2 separate regions of the Homo sapiens genome follow, and region 1 is linked to region 2. A link is a loop called in an ENCODE intact Hi-C map of the cell type or tissue named here. Cell type or tissue: dorsolateral prefrontal cortex. All regions are shown on one strand.

The links. Hi-C counts contacts between places; a loop is a spot of excess contacts. Peaks named below come from ENCODE experiments on the same cell type or tissue, not always from the same donor. Only the 100,000 strongest peaks of a DNase experiment are listed, where the experiment ranks them.
Region 1: it touches region 2 in a loop (2.7-fold over the local background); 14 of 110 quality-filtered maps call a loop at or near these places.

The regions. Positions count from the first base shown.
Region 1 is chr1:33,137,175-33,145,174 of GRCh38, reverse strand. It overlaps a transcript of AZIN2 not described here and a transcript of ZNF362 not described here. Among named protein-coding and RNA genes, the nearest start is that of TRIM62, 41 kb to the left of the region's middle. RefSeq lists enhancers at 3,450-4,049, 4,650-5,249. In dorsolateral prefrontal cortex, CTCF peaks have their summits at 4,204 and 7,182 (motif pointing left); a DNase peak (open chromatin) is centred at 7,162; H3K27ac peaks cover 433 bases.
Region 2 is chr1:33,466,329-33,474,328 of GRCh38, reverse strand. It overlaps ZSCAN20 (zinc finger and SCAN domain containing 20), which reads right to left and starts at 1,684. Exons shown (of 8, transcript NM_001377376.1): 1 at 1,638-1,684. It also overlaps the pseudogene TLR12P. RefSeq lists a silencer at 3,427-3,721 and enhancers at 5,111-5,635, 5,636-6,162. In dorsolateral prefrontal cortex, CTCF peaks have their summits at 1,656, 1,858, 3,445 and 3,646 (motif pointing right); DNase peaks (open chromatin) are centred at 1,798, 3,668, 5,174 and 6,132; H3K4me3 peaks cover 2,358 bases; H3K27ac peaks cover 4,910 bases.

The DNA.
Region 1 (8,000 bases), 330 kb after region 2:
CCAGCCAGGGAAGGCTGTCAGTCTTTACCTGGAGGAGAGGTGGTGGTAGTCTTGGGAGCAGGCAGCAGGCAGCTCATGGGGCAGTGGCAAGAGCCTGGTCTCGGGAACCACACAGACCTCAGCTCAAATCCAGGCTCCATCACTGTGTGACTTTAGAAAAATGACCACCCTCTCTGGGACTCAGTTTTCCCACATGGAAGATGAGGATACCAATTTCACATAATTTATTGGTAAGCTGTAAAGTGCAGTGCACTTAAGGAGGCCCTACCCTATCCCCCCAGCTGCCTCCCAGAGTCAGTGCCTGGAGCTGTATGGGTTTCCTGAACCTCTGGGCTGGCTCTGACCCAAGAAGTCTGTCTTTCTCCTTATGGGCTGTGACGGGTATGGAACCACCTAGACCAGGACCATCCTGAGGTCCATCCCACCTCTGACTGATGAGGAAGCATCCTGGCTGGGAGTTAGGACAGGCTCTGCATGTGGACACACAGGCTGTGCACACTTAAGTGGAAAAGACTGTCGACTAAAGAAGAAATATCAAGCTTTTAAAGAATTAAAGTTCACTTTACTTAGAAGTCTTACTGAGTACTATAGACAGGCCTAGAGCCCAGCAGCGGCCCTTTAGAGAGGTTCTATCAGTCGGGCCCAGGACAGTATTTTAGCCCACTGCTTATATACAGGTGGTGGAGGTTTAGTACACGCAAAATCACATCACACTTGCTCAGAAGTAACATTAAAGCCACCGGGCGCAGTGGCTCATGCCTGTAATCCCAACACTTTGGGAGGCCAAGGCAGGCGGATCACCTGAGGTTGGGAGTTCAAAACCGCCCTGACCAACGTGGAGAAACCCCGTCTCTACTAAAAAATACAAAATTAGCCGGGTGTGGTGGCACATGCCTGTAATCCCAGCTGCTCGGGAGGCTGAGGCAGGAGAATCTCTTGAACCCGGGAGGCGGAGGTTGCGGTGAGCTGGAGATCGCGCCATTGCACTCCAGCCTGGGCAAAGAGCGAAACTCCGTCTCAAAAAAAAAAAAAAAAAAAAGAAGTAACATTAAAGCGGAATCATATATCAACGTTTGCATGTAAGAGTGTGTCTGGGCTATAGATTACAGAGGCATAATCATGAATGCCATCAGACACTATCTTCTGTACAGGAAAAGGCAAGGACTAGGTTTATTTATCTTTTAAGGAACGTAGTGACTCAGGCAAGAGACATGGGGGCCATGCCCACTATTCTGTCTTGTCTCCAAAGTATCCCTCCACAGAGCCGCACATGGTCACAGAGTCAGAGGCTTGTGAAATTATGCTGGCAAACAGAAATGAGGGAAGTAGCTTCTTCCATTTGCTACTGTGTCTCCCAGGCCACTGGGTGCTCTCTGCAGTGTGCAAGGGAGTACAGCACCCCTGGGAGCCCAGGACTGGTGTTGGCTTTCTGTTAAGTCATTTTCACCCTAAGCCATTCTTGGCCTCCTCACCCACAGAATGAGGGAGGTTAGGCTGCAGGCCACAGGTGGATCTTCATCTACAGCCTGGAGCTGGGGAGAGGGAACCACCCCAGTCATTGACTCGCCTGGGTTTCTAGGAAGAGGAATGAGAACGAGGATGGGAGAGGGGCTGTTGGCAGGGGTGGGTGGAGAGGTCTCTGATTGTCTGATGGAGAGCAGCCCAGTTCACAGGGAAGTGACTGGGGTGATTCTGAGACTAGAGTATCCCAAGCCCTCCCCCATCCTCTCAGATCCCTGTGACTGCTCTAAAACCACGCCCTCTCATTTTGGCTCAGTGGATCTGTCTTTGCTCAGCCTTCTCCCTCTGGGGTCGGAGCACCCCCTCCATGGCGCATTCCACCTTCTCCCCACTCAGCCTCAGCAGCAGCTCCAAGAAATGCTGGCCACTTCCCAGGCTTTACTCACAGTTTCCACGTGTGTGGAAGTAACTATAGAGGCCAAATTTGCATTATCAACTGGGGACTCCTGGAAATGGGGGTGTCTCCAAGAGATATATTTGATACACGTCCAGAGAATTCCTGAAGGAAAGAATCTGGGGTTGTCAGGCTGATATCATGAACCCCACATTTAACACATTAAGTGAAGAGAGGGGACAAAGGCCAGGCTTGGGAAGGAAGGAGGGATCAACAAAGCCCTTACCCAGGACAGATAAAAATGATAGAATGGCAGTAACCCCATTTGGAGCCCCCATTTGTAGTCAGCAAGCAAAGTACTGGTCCTTTTTACACCTTATCTAACCATCGAGACACGCCCCTGTGGTTGGTATCATTATCTCAGTGTTTGAGCAGGGAAACGTCACTTCCCAGAGGACCCACAGCCAGTACTCGGCAGAGCTGGAAATCAAACCCGGTCCATCCAAAGCTAAAGCCAGATGTCTCTTTACTGGACCTCTCTGGAAATGCTTCTCAACTTTGATGATGGCTCCAGTGACAGGCAGCAGCCACCAGGACTGTGATCTCCCTGGGATTTAAAGTGGGAGGTTAAACCAGGCTCCACGCCACTGCGGAATTGTGCAATTGTAAGTCAAGTCTCAATTGTGAGCCAAGCTTCTCCCAGGGTCAGAGGTGGAGTTAGAAAGGCCCCATGTGACCCTGAGCAAGTCTCTCTCCTTCCCTGGTCCTCAGTTTCCCCATCTCTATTGGGGAAGGGTTAGGTATCTATTCTAGTTGATTAATTGCCAGGGCCTGAGCTCTGATGGTCCAGGATTCTGTAAGTCTAACGTTAGGTCCCACGGCTTGCCCTGCTCAGCACCTAATAAGGCCATTAGCTCTGGCTCCTTCTCTCTGGGGTGGCAGCAGGGACAGAAAACAACAGAGATACATTCTCTTGGCAGCACAGAACTCAGCTCAAGGGTTCTGGGGATGGGGCCTTCCCTCCTGCCAGGGAGGCCATCTCGAGAGGCTGACTGCTCACACCTGGGCAGCACTCTGTCTCCTCCCCTCCTGCCTGGGTCCCAGCTCTGTTCACCACCCCAAAGCACATCACCACAAGGTCAGTTGCAAAGGCCCGGTATCACAGGCTTAAATACAGAGGGCTAGGAGGGAGGTGGGAGGTGGGAGAGGAAGGTGGAGTACTAACAAAGGTGTTGAATTATCACTGCCCATCAGGACACGGTTATTTCCCCTTACTCTGGGACACCAAAGATTCTACACAATCTTCCTATAATCCTGAACCACAAAAGGGAGGCACAGCCTCCAAAAAAAAGTAGGAGAGGGGAGGGGGGAAGTACTTTTATTTTGAAATGTGTTCATTTTTCTTTGTTTTATTTTCTATCTTGATGAAAAGAATATATTTTTAAACCTAAATACAAAATAGTACAGTTTTCTATTTTTTTTTAAGTTCCAGGATACATGTGCAGGACGTGCAGGTTTGTTACATAGGTAAATGTGTGCTATGGTGGTTTGCTGCACCTATCAACCTATCAGAACAGTTTTCTATCTGCTTTAAAAATTTCAACAGTTCTATCATATTTCTATTACAAAATGCTCCCCCCTCCCTTGAAATTAGATGAAGAGGGGGAAGGGTTGACACTGTGGACCAGAGACCCAGGGACTTCCTACCCTGATGTCATGATAAGGGCTGGGGAAGGGCTTTCAGGAAGCTGGCATCAGAGGCACAAAGCTTCAGGTCCTGGTGAGCTTCCCAAAACTGTGAGACTAGATGTGATCGAATCTGAATGCTGGAAGGGTCTGAGTGATCCTCCAGTCTAACCTGAAGCCCAGAGAGGGTTAGTTTCTAGCTCCACATCACACAGCATATGGTGGAGCTGAGATGAGTACTCAAGTGTCCTGGTTCCCAGTCAGCACATAGGGGAGGGAGATTGACTAACTGAGAGGGCCCCAGCCCAGGCAAAGAAAAGGAACACAGGCCAGGCTGGAAGGGACAGGGCCAGAGCTTAGGAGGGAGGTGCTCAGAGGAGAAGGGTCCCACATCTAAGAAGGTCTGCGGGGGTACAAGAGGGCCTATCAGAGTTGGGGGCTGCAGCTCCTCCGAGAGGAGAAGGAGGGGGCAAAAGGGTGATCAAATCAGGAAGTCCTCCCTGGGGTGTGCATGCCAGTCAGCATCACGGGCCCCAACATGGCTGATGAGAGACCCCTGATCTCAGCCCTGCCATTTACATAGAAGAAAACTGAGACACAGATGCAAAGACAGCAGCCTGCAGGGCACAGTCAGGGCCAGATCCAAGTCTCCTGACTCCCAGCCATCGGCTCTTTTCATGCAAACTTCAGTCTCCCTCTTGTGGATTCTGGTGTCTCCTCCTACCCCCTGGGAACCTGGAGCCTGAGCAGAAGGAGAAGGGGAGAGAGGAGGGTTCCAACAACCCCAGGCACCAGGAGCTGGGTGCCTTCCTCTGTTGTCCTCTCCAAGGAGAAGAGAGAGCTGGCCTGGACCTCCAGGGCAGAGCCACTTCATACCTGCCCACACCTGGTCCTCCTTTGCTGGCAACAGAGTTCAGAGCTAGCACCAGCCACAGCAAGGACAAAGCCCAGCCCAGGCAGCTGCTGGAGCTGCAGGGAGTCCCAGGTAAGTGAAAGCATTGGGACTGATGGCCCAAGGGGGTTCCCTGATTTCATGGCACTAGAGAAAGCCCTGGGATATCAGGTGGTTTGAATGTTTTGAAGTCTTTTTCCCCAGAAAAGAGGCTCTTGCCCCCTCACTCCCTGCAGGCTGAGCCCCTGTGCCTGCTTCCTCTGCTTACCACATACCGCAGGTCAAAGGCCCTCCCTGACCAAGCTGCCAGATCTGCCAATCAGAAGCGAGGTCCTGGGGCCCAGCAGCACTGTTCTTGCCACTGGGAGAAGGGAGAAGCAGATATGGGACCTGAAAGGTCACCAAAAAAAGCAGACAGGCTGGAGGTTTGTGCCTCTCACCAGGGTGGGGCTGTGAGTCGAGACCTGGGTAAACCCCAGCTCCGTCTCTGACTCACCAATGACCCTGGACAGCTCCTTCATCGCCACCGTAAGCATCCCTGTTCCTCATCGGCTGAACAAGAGGGACAGGCAAAGGTTCTAGCCTGAGGCAGCTTCCTGGAGTTTGTCCATTGGTACCCCTCTCTCCCCTCTTTCCTCTTAGGGACCCCCCTCTGCCACACTCCTGGAAAGTCCTTCCCCACTTCTTTCATTCCTCCATCAAAATTTACCCTCCGGTGTTCCTCAGGTTAACTGGCTTACTGTTTAAGATGTCTCCCTGTCTACAACCTATGCACATTTATAATAGGAACCACTCCCGGAAGAGTAGCTGATGGTGGGATCTTAGAAACCCTGACAAGCAGCAGAGGAAAGATTATGGGGAGGATAGAAAGAGATAGGGGACTTCTCATGACACCATATGGCAGCTCTACAGCAGCTGCTGGTGGCTCCTGTCTTTCCAGCTGATCTGTCCCACTCTTGCCCCCATCCTCAGCACTCAGCCCTCCCCACCAGCAGCCCAATACAGGCTAATGGCCACGCACCACAGCCTTTCTGTTTGCAGGGGCTTCCTCTGCAGGAGGAAAACAACCTATGCATATAATGTTAGAATCAGACATGTGGACCTTTATGATCCCACGTGGAGAATGATAAGCATATTTTTGGCCTTAATGAATCTGCTTTTGGAGTACTCTTCCCCCTACCTAATGCCCTCCTTTTCCTTACTGTTGAAATCTTACTCATCCTTCATGTCCCACTCAAGGCAGGCTGTGTCAGTCATCCAGGTCCAGGAGATTCACTGACCCTGGGCTTTCCAAGAAGGACTCTGGGTCTCCCACTGCCACTAGGCATGAGCATCTCAAGATGGGGATCCTGTCCTATGGTTTTGCATGCTGGGTGCAGAGAGAATGTCAGAAAATGTTTTCTGGCTGAAAAGTAGCTAATGTCAAGCTGTAATTTTGAAACTACCCCATCTCCAAGATGGGAGGGAACTTACAGACCAGAGATAACCCCTCCCTGATGATGCTGAGCCCCCAGAGCGACCCTCACTGATCATTCCCCCGACACCTAGATTTTGTGCAGGGAGAGCCAGGGAAAAGAGGCAGAGACTAGGAAAGTTATTTGTTTGCTTTTTTAACAAATTATAACATAACTTGTGCTCATTTTAAAAAATGAAAATAAACACAGTAGAAATTCTCATTCTCCTTCTTCCCCAGTCCCAGAAGTCAGCAGCTATTAACAGTCAGTGCGAGTCTTGCAGGCATTTTTGCTTACACATAAACAAATGTCATTTTCTTTTACACAAATATGATCATCTTTCACATACTGTCCATCTTTCTATGTGTTCTGTGGTGTAAGTAGAAGCCCAACCCTTTCCCCTGCCACCTCCCTGGACCTCGGGCTCCTCAGGCTCCTACAAATGAAATTATTGGTCAAAAGATTTTCTCATTTAAAATGTGTTGCTTTCCTGGGTCGTTTTATTTTCTTGTAACATGCTCATTATGGAAAATTTGGAAAATACACAAGACACAAAGGAAAAAAATCATCCATCAGCCACTGTCCAGAGATAACTGCTGCTAGCATTTTGAGGATAAGGTTTACAGTCTTTCTTTCCTTTTCTTTTTTTTTTTTTTTTTTTGTTGTTGTTGTTGTTGAGACAGGATCTCGCTCTGTCACCCAGACTGGAATGCAGTGGCACGATCACAGTGCCTCAGCCTCCCAACTAGCTAGGACTATTATTGGGCGTGCTAATTTAAAAAGAAATTTTGCAGAGACAGGGTCTCGCTATGTTGCCTAGGCTCATCTTGAACTCCTGGTCTCAAGCAACCTCTCCACTCAGCTTCTTAAAGTGTTGGGATTACAGGCATGAACCACTGCACCTAGACCAGCCTTTTTTCTACGTGAGTCTATTCTACGTAAATCAAACCACTTTGCCTATTGTTCCATAACCTGTTTTTTTCCACTTAATAAAAGATTGTTATTCCATGTTAGTCTACAGCATCAGTTTAGTATGCTGTGTGACCTCAGGGCCACCTTAGAAGCCTACTTTTCCTAACCCCCATTCTGAGTAGGGAACCTGCCGCAGCAGATGCCCAGAACGCTCTTGCTCCAGGGTGTAACCTCTGCCTACTGGCTCCCTTTCAGGAATAAAATGCCCTGAGAAGTCCCTGAGCACTTGCCTCCTCCACCTCCCCTGAGCTGAAATCCCAGCACCCCACTGATGGTTATGCAGTCCCCCTGCAACTTCTCCGGCGCCACCTACCGGTGCAGTAAGTAGAAGCCCACCCCTTTCCCCTGCCACCTCCCTGGACCCTCAGCTCCTCGGCTCTGCTGCCAACCCAAGACCCAAGGTGGGGAGGATGGAGGTGGGGGCCTGGGTGGTCCTGACTGTGAGGCAAGGGAAGCCCTCTGGACTCAAGTTGGGCAAGCGACAGTGCCTCTTGCCCTTGTACCGTGGCCAGCTTTCCCTCAGAATGATGAGACTGAGGAAGGGACAGGGGCAGGTAGGTATCAGAGGTGGGCCAAGGAGGGTGCTGAGCCACTTGAAAGTTTTCTGGTTCCCAAAGCAAATACCCAGCTTCCCAGCCCAAGCCCATACTCTGCCCAAGGAATTTACTAGCCAAATAGTGTGGTTAAGTGTGATGTTGGGCAAGATCCCCCCTCTGGGGATCTCAGTCTTCTTACCAATTATACAAGGGGAAATATAGCCAGGTGGTTTCTAAGCCACCTTCCCAGCTCTGAAACTCTAAAACCCAACTGGAATCCATGTTTTCAAATGCTCTGTTTTCTCTCAAAGTCCCTGTACGCCTCATGATTAGTTGAATCCAATTATAGACCAGGTCTGGTTTGAAATATCATTAACATAATAATTATTATGGGCTGTCCTCTCATTTAATCCTCACAACAAGCATAAGAGGAGATACCATTTTTATCCTCTTTTTACTGATAAGAACACAAGGTCCAGAGAGTTAAGATGACTTTCTGCTTACGTGGCAGAGCTCACATTTGAACCCAGGGCTGTGTGACTCCCAAACCTGTGCTCCTTATTAGCCTCCAGTCCCCATACTACCCTGTGATGGGTGTAGGGATC
Region 2 (8,000 bases):
ATTTGGCTGACAGTCCAAGCTATGGCTTAAAGCAGTCTGACCTGACCTCACACATAAGGGCTTAAGCCAGGGAGAGCAAATAGGTTTCATTTAAAGCAGAAACTTCAATCAACTGGAAGTGGCTGCCTAGAGTAGTGTGCTGAGGGCTCTGAGTACAGTGTGAATATGTGCTGAGAACCAACCAATTAGCCATGACTGCCAGGGACACAGGAAGGGGCACTGGCAGCACACATTCCATGTATTTGTCACCCCTGGCTTAAACTCCCATTGGCAATGAATCAGCTTCAGCTTCCAGCAGATAGCCTTGCCAGGCAGAGGAAGACTAAAGCTCCTGCCCTGGAAATCCACTGGCAATAGAAGTCTTCAAGGCTGGTATAGCAAAGCTTACCCTGCATGGTCTTCATTCACACATACATACATCAAGTATTTACTGCTTTACATCAAGTGTTTACTGCTCTAGACTGGGCAATGGGGAAACAGAGGTGATTGAGACACTGTTCCTGTCCTGGAGATGTTCACAGTCTAATGGAAGAGACACACACTTCACAGATAATTATGATCAAATGTGGTAATAGGAGAAGTTATGGGAGCTGAGGGTTGGGGGTGACTTAATTTGCTTAAGGGAATTGAGCAAAGTAAGAGTTGAAATTTTTTTAAGTTAAAGAAGTTCTCTTGGCAAAGAAGGTGAAGGGCAAGGAGAGAATATTCTAAGCTGAGAGAACAGCATATATAATGATGGAAAACCAAATGGCCTACCCAGGAAACGAGGAAAACCTTGACAGCCCTGGAGTGTGAGGTGCATGAAGATTAGGCTGCAAAAGGAGTTTATGAAGGACAAGGTGTTTGGACTTTACAGGTGCTGGGTGCCAATGAAAGTTTTCAAGCAGAAGGCATAATCAGATTTGTAGGTGAAACAGATCACACTAGGTGCAATGTGTGTGTTCATGCTGGGAAACTGAAAAGGCTTCTGCGAAAACCCTACAAGAAAGAGGCCGACTGAAAAGATATTAAAGAAATTAAAGATCGGAAGATCCTTGGACGTGGAAGAATGCAAGAGGAATCAGTGGGTAAGTAGGTAGGTAGGTAGGTAAATGGGATGATCGTGCCACTGACTTCCATAAGACATAAGGAAAGAAGTGCAGGTTTGGGGCAGAACACAATAGCCAGTCCCATCCACTGGGTTCCAGAGGTAACAATCATTAGGGAGGTAACAAATTAGATATGCTTGTTCTAGATGGGAAGGTAGAGATTGAAACACTATTTTTAAGGTCGGGCTTCAAGCTCAGGCCCTCTTCACTTCTTGCCAGGGCCCCAGACCCTCTATCCTTTCCTCTGTGGTCTCCAGACCTTTCTATGACTCTCCCACCTCCAAAACCTCCCTCAACCCCCTCACCTTCAGACCCTTCTAAGGCCCTCCTCATTCCCAGGGCCCTCTATCGCCTCCTCATCCCCGACCCCTGTATGACCCTTCCCATCTCCGGCCTCTACATCCTTTGACCGTCCCTCACCCTCCACCCCCACATATAAGCTTCTTTCTCCCCTCTCACCTTCCCCAGCCCCCTGTGTCACCACCACCTCCTAAGTCTCCAGCCCAGAGCCTGCGTCTCAGCTGCCCCCGCCCCGCCACCCGGACTCACCCACCGAGACACCCACTTCACAACAGGGCGGAAGTGCTCCCGGGCTCGTGCGGGGAATGCTGGGACGCGGAGTCCGAGCGGCGCCACCCTGGGAATGGAACGTCTGAGACCACAATTCCCAGAAGGAACCGCGCGAGCGCCGGGGGCGGCCCCCTCCGTTTGCTGCCTTTCAGACGTCTTCAGCCAATAGATATGTCATCTTCTAACGGACCCTGGCACTGGAACAAATCGGAACGGGCGCGACACATGGGGGCGGGACCTGTTGCGATCCTGGCCTTTTCCATAGGCTTCCGGATAACAGCACCGCCCAATGGGAGGGCACTCGAGCAGAAGGGGGCCCAGTTCTACTGAGGGGTCGAAGTGAGAGCCTCAGACCCTGAAAGATCAAAGCAGACACAATAAGAAATAAGAAGAGAGAATGACTAGAGGTGACCAGCCCGATAGGCAGGAGAGAACTGGACAGTTGTAGCTTTAATTTCCAGCTTACAGCTAAGCTGTGTGACTTTGGAAGAATTCTGAACCTCGTTCTCTTCAACCATAAAATGAGGGTAGTAATGGCATCCATGTCACAGAGTTTTGTGAACTTTCAATGAGATAATACACCTAAAACGATTAGCTCAGGGCCTGGCTCCTAATAATGCACAGCGATTGTTAGCTATTATTATGTAAATCAGTTAGTACAGAGCTTGGCACTTCCTAGGTGTTGGAAGAATGTTAATCATTATTACAAAATAATCCTCATATAAATGCGGGTGCTCTGTACCACTGTGAATACTTTGGGGCATGAACAATCTAATGTGGTGTTGAGAATGGGGGCTTTGTAGTCAGACATGGATCCAAATCCCAACTCAACTACTTCGCAGCTGTGTGGCCTTGAACAAATTACTGCCATCTATTTTGTCTTTGGAATTTTCATCTATAAAATGCAAGTAATGTAAGAGAACTTACATCACAGGGTGTTATGAAGGTTAAATGAGACTATTTAGGTAAAAGTCTCTGAAGTCAAGCTGCTTGTGTCTGAAAGTTCTTACTTTCAAATGAAGGATGCAGGTCATACCACCCGCGTTGTGAAACCTTGGGCAAATTACTTAGCTTCTTTATGCCTGCATTTTCCCAGCTGTAAAATGGGAATGATAATACTTGCCTCTTCCTGAGACAGTTGTTGAGAGGAATAAATGGGAGAAGGTATGTAAAGAGCGTGACACATGTCTGACACACAGAAAGTGTTTAATAATCATTAGCTAGTCCAGGCACGGAGGCTCATGCCTGTAATCCCAGCCCTCTGGGAGGCTGAGACGGAAGGATCGCTTTAGTCCAGGAGTTTGAGACCAGCCTGGGCAGCGAAGTGAGACCTCGTCTCTATTTTAAAAAATAGAAAATACAATAATATACATAATCATTAGCTATTATTATTATTACCAATGGTTATGCGGCTTAGGGAAAATTGACAATACCTAGCATCTGGTAAGAGCTCAATGCATGTTGGCTAGTGTTAAAATAGGAGAATTCTTAGCTTTAACGACCCAGTTTAAATTCCTTCTCTGTGAAACATGTTCCAACTTATTTGTAGTAATAACTCATGTGATTTTACTCAGTAAACATAATAACAACCCGTAAATACTCCTTGGTGTTGAAGTCTCACAGTAGCCCTATGAGATTGGTATTGTTTGCTCCACTTTACAAAGAGGGAATGAGACTTAGAGAAACGAAGTGACCTACTCAAGATCACAGAGCCAATAAGAACCAGGGCTGCGATTTGTCACCCCCTAGGCATGTGACTCCAAAGGTCCTACACTGCATGAGGAAGAGACCATATGTGGAAGTAGGAGGGTTTGAGATGGGGAGGGACAGTGCAACAGTGTGGGGTGCCAAGGGAGCCGGAAACATTTGAGAGAGTGTCAGGATCTGAAGCTGGAGAGGCAGCTTTGCAGGGTCAGGTAAGGACGTGTCCACTTCAGCATCATCTGCCCTAAGAGGAAGAAGGGAGGCGAGTGTGCAGAGAGAGGAGAGGACATCATTAGGACACAAGAGGGCGCGCCTCGCCCTCAATACAGCCTCGAATTATTCTATGGTTTCCCTTAGCCTTTGTCTAATTAAAGCCTGGCATTCTACAGAAGAGAAAAAACTAACGAAGTCCTCAAGAGGCCAACTGCCCTTTAGTGCCGTGTAGAAATAAGCAACAGAGCCTGAACCTGTTCCAGGTTCTCTCTGGTTCAGCACCCATCAGGATTTGGTTTGCAAGCGTTCTGTCTGCATTTGTCTACCAGGACTCTCTCTGATTTGGGCAGACACTAGGCTCTAAGGATGCAGAGATGAAGCAAACCTGGTCTCTGACCCCAGGGCCTGATCTCTAAACTTTCCCAATAGAGCGCTCCCATAAGTGAAGCCTTTTTGAGTTTTTGAGTTGAGCACACACTCCCAACATATGTGTATTTATTTACTTATAAATGATGTGCCTGTAATAGCTAACTTTCCTTGAACATTTGCAATGCATTATTAGGTCCTTCTCTCAGTGCTTTATATGTATTAACTCATTTAATACATCCAAAACCCTTTGAGGGAGAGTCTAACACTATCCCATATTACAGAAAAGGAAACTATGGTATAGAGAGGTTAAATAACATGCTAACGGCACGTGGCTAAAAAAGCAGGCAGTCTAGCTTCAGAATAAGGTAAGATTTTTAAAAAATAGAAATAGAAGTTATAACAGTTTCTTTGCAACCATAGTGTGATAATCTTGTGCACTCAGCTTTGGAGACCACTATTTCTGTGGCTTTCAGGCCTGTGATCAGTCCTTTGAGAAAGGGAGGTGCAGGAAATTGTGGGAGCCCAGGGGCAACAGTTATCTAGGCTGGGAGATCAGGAAAGGCTTCTGAAGAAAGTGATGGCTGAACTGCATCTTAAATAATACTTAAGAGTTCCCCAGGGAAAAGGTATTTTTCAGTGCAAGAACAGCATATGCAATGGCCCAGAGACAAAAGGTGTGATGATGTCCTGGGACCCACAGGTAGTCTAGCATAGTCAGAGTACAGAGTGACAAGGGGGTAGGCTTCTCCTCCCAGTGTTGCTATGAGGCTTAACTGGAGATAGATGGGAACAGGCCTTCATGTTTTTTATTGAGGGAACAGGCAATCAGTCTGCTGTCTCCTGGGCAGCATCCCAGCTTTTTGATCCTTAGCTGCCAATCCCTCTATAACCCAGATGGCAAAAGGGGTCCCTTGGCCCCTTGAAGATCTGGTTGAACTTGACCTGGACCCCATTCCACAGCTTAGGACTGGCCAAAGGCTTCTCTCTTTGCCCTCTCTCTCCATGAATTTCCAACCTTATTTCCTCTGGACTACAGTTTCTGTGAATCCAACCCTTTCACCTTCTGCCTCATTGTACTCCAGCCCGGACAACAAGAGCAAAACTGCATCTCAAAAAAAAAAAATTCAATCAAGCCAAGCATTCATGGATTTAGTACATTTATTGAGGGTTTGGAGATCTTGAGATTACATTACGTACCACATGGCCACCTGCCATCTCCCAGATTTTCTTATTCAGCCTCCAGAGCCTTCCCAAAGCCTGTGTTCCCATTTGATTCTCCCTTGCACACACAGTAGCCCCACCTTCTACTAAAAACTGAGTTCAGTCTCATAGCCCACACATACTCACTATCTCCCTGCCAAGCTGGCTTGCTTTTCTTACCCCCACCTTCCAACACACACGCACCCATTCTACCCTACCCCAGGGTGCTCCAGCCTGCTCCCTAACCAAGCCCAGAAGTCATTCTTTCTTTCCTCTTCCTTGGGCCACATGCAATAGTCTCTTCAGCGGAGCAACCAGGCCAATCTGTGGCAGCAAGGGAGCTAGTGGCGTAAGATGGGCTCCAGGAAGACCAGCAGTAGCCCTTGGGGGGTGGGGGACAGCCAGCAGAAAGGAGGTGGCCAGGAGGAGCTCCAGGCATCAGCAGGGGGTGTGCAGGGCCTGGTGACTCAGCACACAGAGCGTGACCCAGCTGCCCACCATGCTGTCTGCTGCATTGTCAGCCACATCCTTGCCTGGCTCAAAATCCCACTCATGGAGGCAGAGTGGCAGCCCCCGGCCAGCTGGAGGGCAGTCCTCTAGAGCAGGCAGCAGCTCCTGCACCATCCAGCCCTGGTCTTGCCTGCAGTGGGACACAAACACGTCATAGAGGAACCTCTTGCCTTTACCCTTCTGACTCCTCAGACTCTGGAACCAAACCCTGAGCAAGGCCTTGAGTTAGAGGATCCAGGAATTCCTGGCTTCCTTTAGGAAGGGCAAGGAGACCAGCAGAAGCAGCAGGGCAGAGCTGCGCAAAAAAGAGCTCCAACCCCAAAGTCTTGGGGCAGTGGCTCCAGAGAAAAGGGAAAAAGAGATTCTTTGAGTGGCCCCCAGCTTCTGAATGGCACAGCTGCTGTGATACTATGTGCATGTATGTTCTGGGGGACTGCTAAAGCCAGGGCCCCACGCAGGCATTGGCACACTGGCAGGCCAAGGATGAGGTCAGAATATAGATGTACTGGGGCATCCGAGGACTGTGCTCCTGGAGGCTGTCATCCAGCATGAAGTCTTTCTCCCTGTCTAGTACTAAGACCTGGAGACTGCCGAGGCCCCCAAAAGCAGCAGCAGACAGTGTCTCCAACCCTGTTTGGGACAGCTGCAGCATATCAAGCCTGGGCAACTCACCCACCAGCTCCTCAAGCCGCACTGGGCAGGGGCATGCTTGAGACTGCAGTGCCTGCAGCTTCAGCTCCTGTAGACTGGGCAGTCCCGTGATGCAGTAGGGCCTAGGGCTATGCCTGTTTCCCCATCCTTCAAGGACTTGAGCTTCGGGAGCTGCCAGAGGAAGAAGCTGGAGGTGTCCTGGGAACAGAGGGGCTCCAACCTACTGCCAAGCAGGGAGAGTTGATGAAGGGCAGGGAAGATCTTGGAGATATTCTGGGTCTCTAGCTGCAGTCCCCAGCCCTTTAAAGTCAGGATCTGCAAGACTGGAAAGACATTAGGAGACAACCTCCAATGCTTCATGCCTGAAACTGCGTGGAGCTCCAAGCTAGTCAGTCTTGTGAGCAGGGAAAATGCTACTCCCGCAGGGCCAAAGGGAAACTGTATTCTCAAGCTGTGCAGACTTTCTGGGCCCCGGAAGCCCCAGGTTGGGCTCAGCACCATGTGAGTACCTACCAGGTTTTGGGTGGTCAGTGTAGGCAGAGGAGCCAGCCAGCCCTCACCCAGGGTTACCAGTGGATTATTGCCCAAGTTCAAGGTCTGTAGCCTCTGTAGGCCCTGGAATACCTGGTCTTTCAAGCAAACCAGTTGGTTCCCTTGAAGTAGCAGCTCCCGCAGGTGGGGCAAACAGGAGAAGATGACTGGGGACAGGGTACACAGCCTATTCTTGGACAGATCCAGGGCCCACAATCCTGACACAAACCCTGTCTCATTCATACACAACATGGCGCTCCTCAGTTGGTTGTTGGCCAGGTTCAGTCTCTGAAGCCTGGGCATGGCAGCCAGGAAACCTCGTGGTAACTCAATCAGGCCATTGCTCCGAAGACCCGAGCTCTTCAGGCTGTGACAGGAAGCCAGGCCTTCCAGGGCTATGTGCCTTGTCCGATTAATCCCCAAATTCAGCTCCTGAAGCTCAAAATGGGCAACCATCCTGGCAGGCAGCTCAGCCATGTCAGTGAGTGTCACAGGGCATCCAATCTCTGCAGCCCCCGTCCCACCAGTGCATCTGCCTTCATCTTTGTGTGGTCCAGATTCAGAGTCCCCAGCTTGAGGACCTGGAAGGCTCCAGGACTGGCCAGCTTCAGCCTACTATTGAATGACAGGTCCAACATGTCCAAGGCCCAGGCATCCCCAGAGGAGGGGCCATGCACCAGATCTGGGAAGATATCAGCCAGCACCCCCACATTCTGAAGGAAATTACACCTGATCGACAGCCATCACAGACTGGGAGGCAACCGGACACCCAAGCTCCCATCCAGGCAGGAACCCAAGAAAGCAAGGTCCTGGAGGGATCTCAGGTCACCAAAGGCATCAGCGGTAGGAAGATTAATGCTCCCACGGTGGGAGCTATGAAAGACATAATGCAGCTGCCCCAACCCCCAGAGAGCTCCTGGCAGGAGCTGGGTGAGATGCAGATTCAGCCCCAGGACCTTGAGCCCAGGAAAGCGGGAGAAGGCATCCTGAGGCAGAGCAGAAGTGGAACCAGATTGACAGAGACCCTCCACGTTCTGCAGCACAGTTTCCAAGGCCCGCACCAAGTTGATCACTGAGAGGCATGTGGTGAGGAAAGGCAGGCTGGAGTCCAAGAGGCAAATCAGGAAGAAGCGGGAGACCATAGACAGCCGGGAGCCTTCAGTC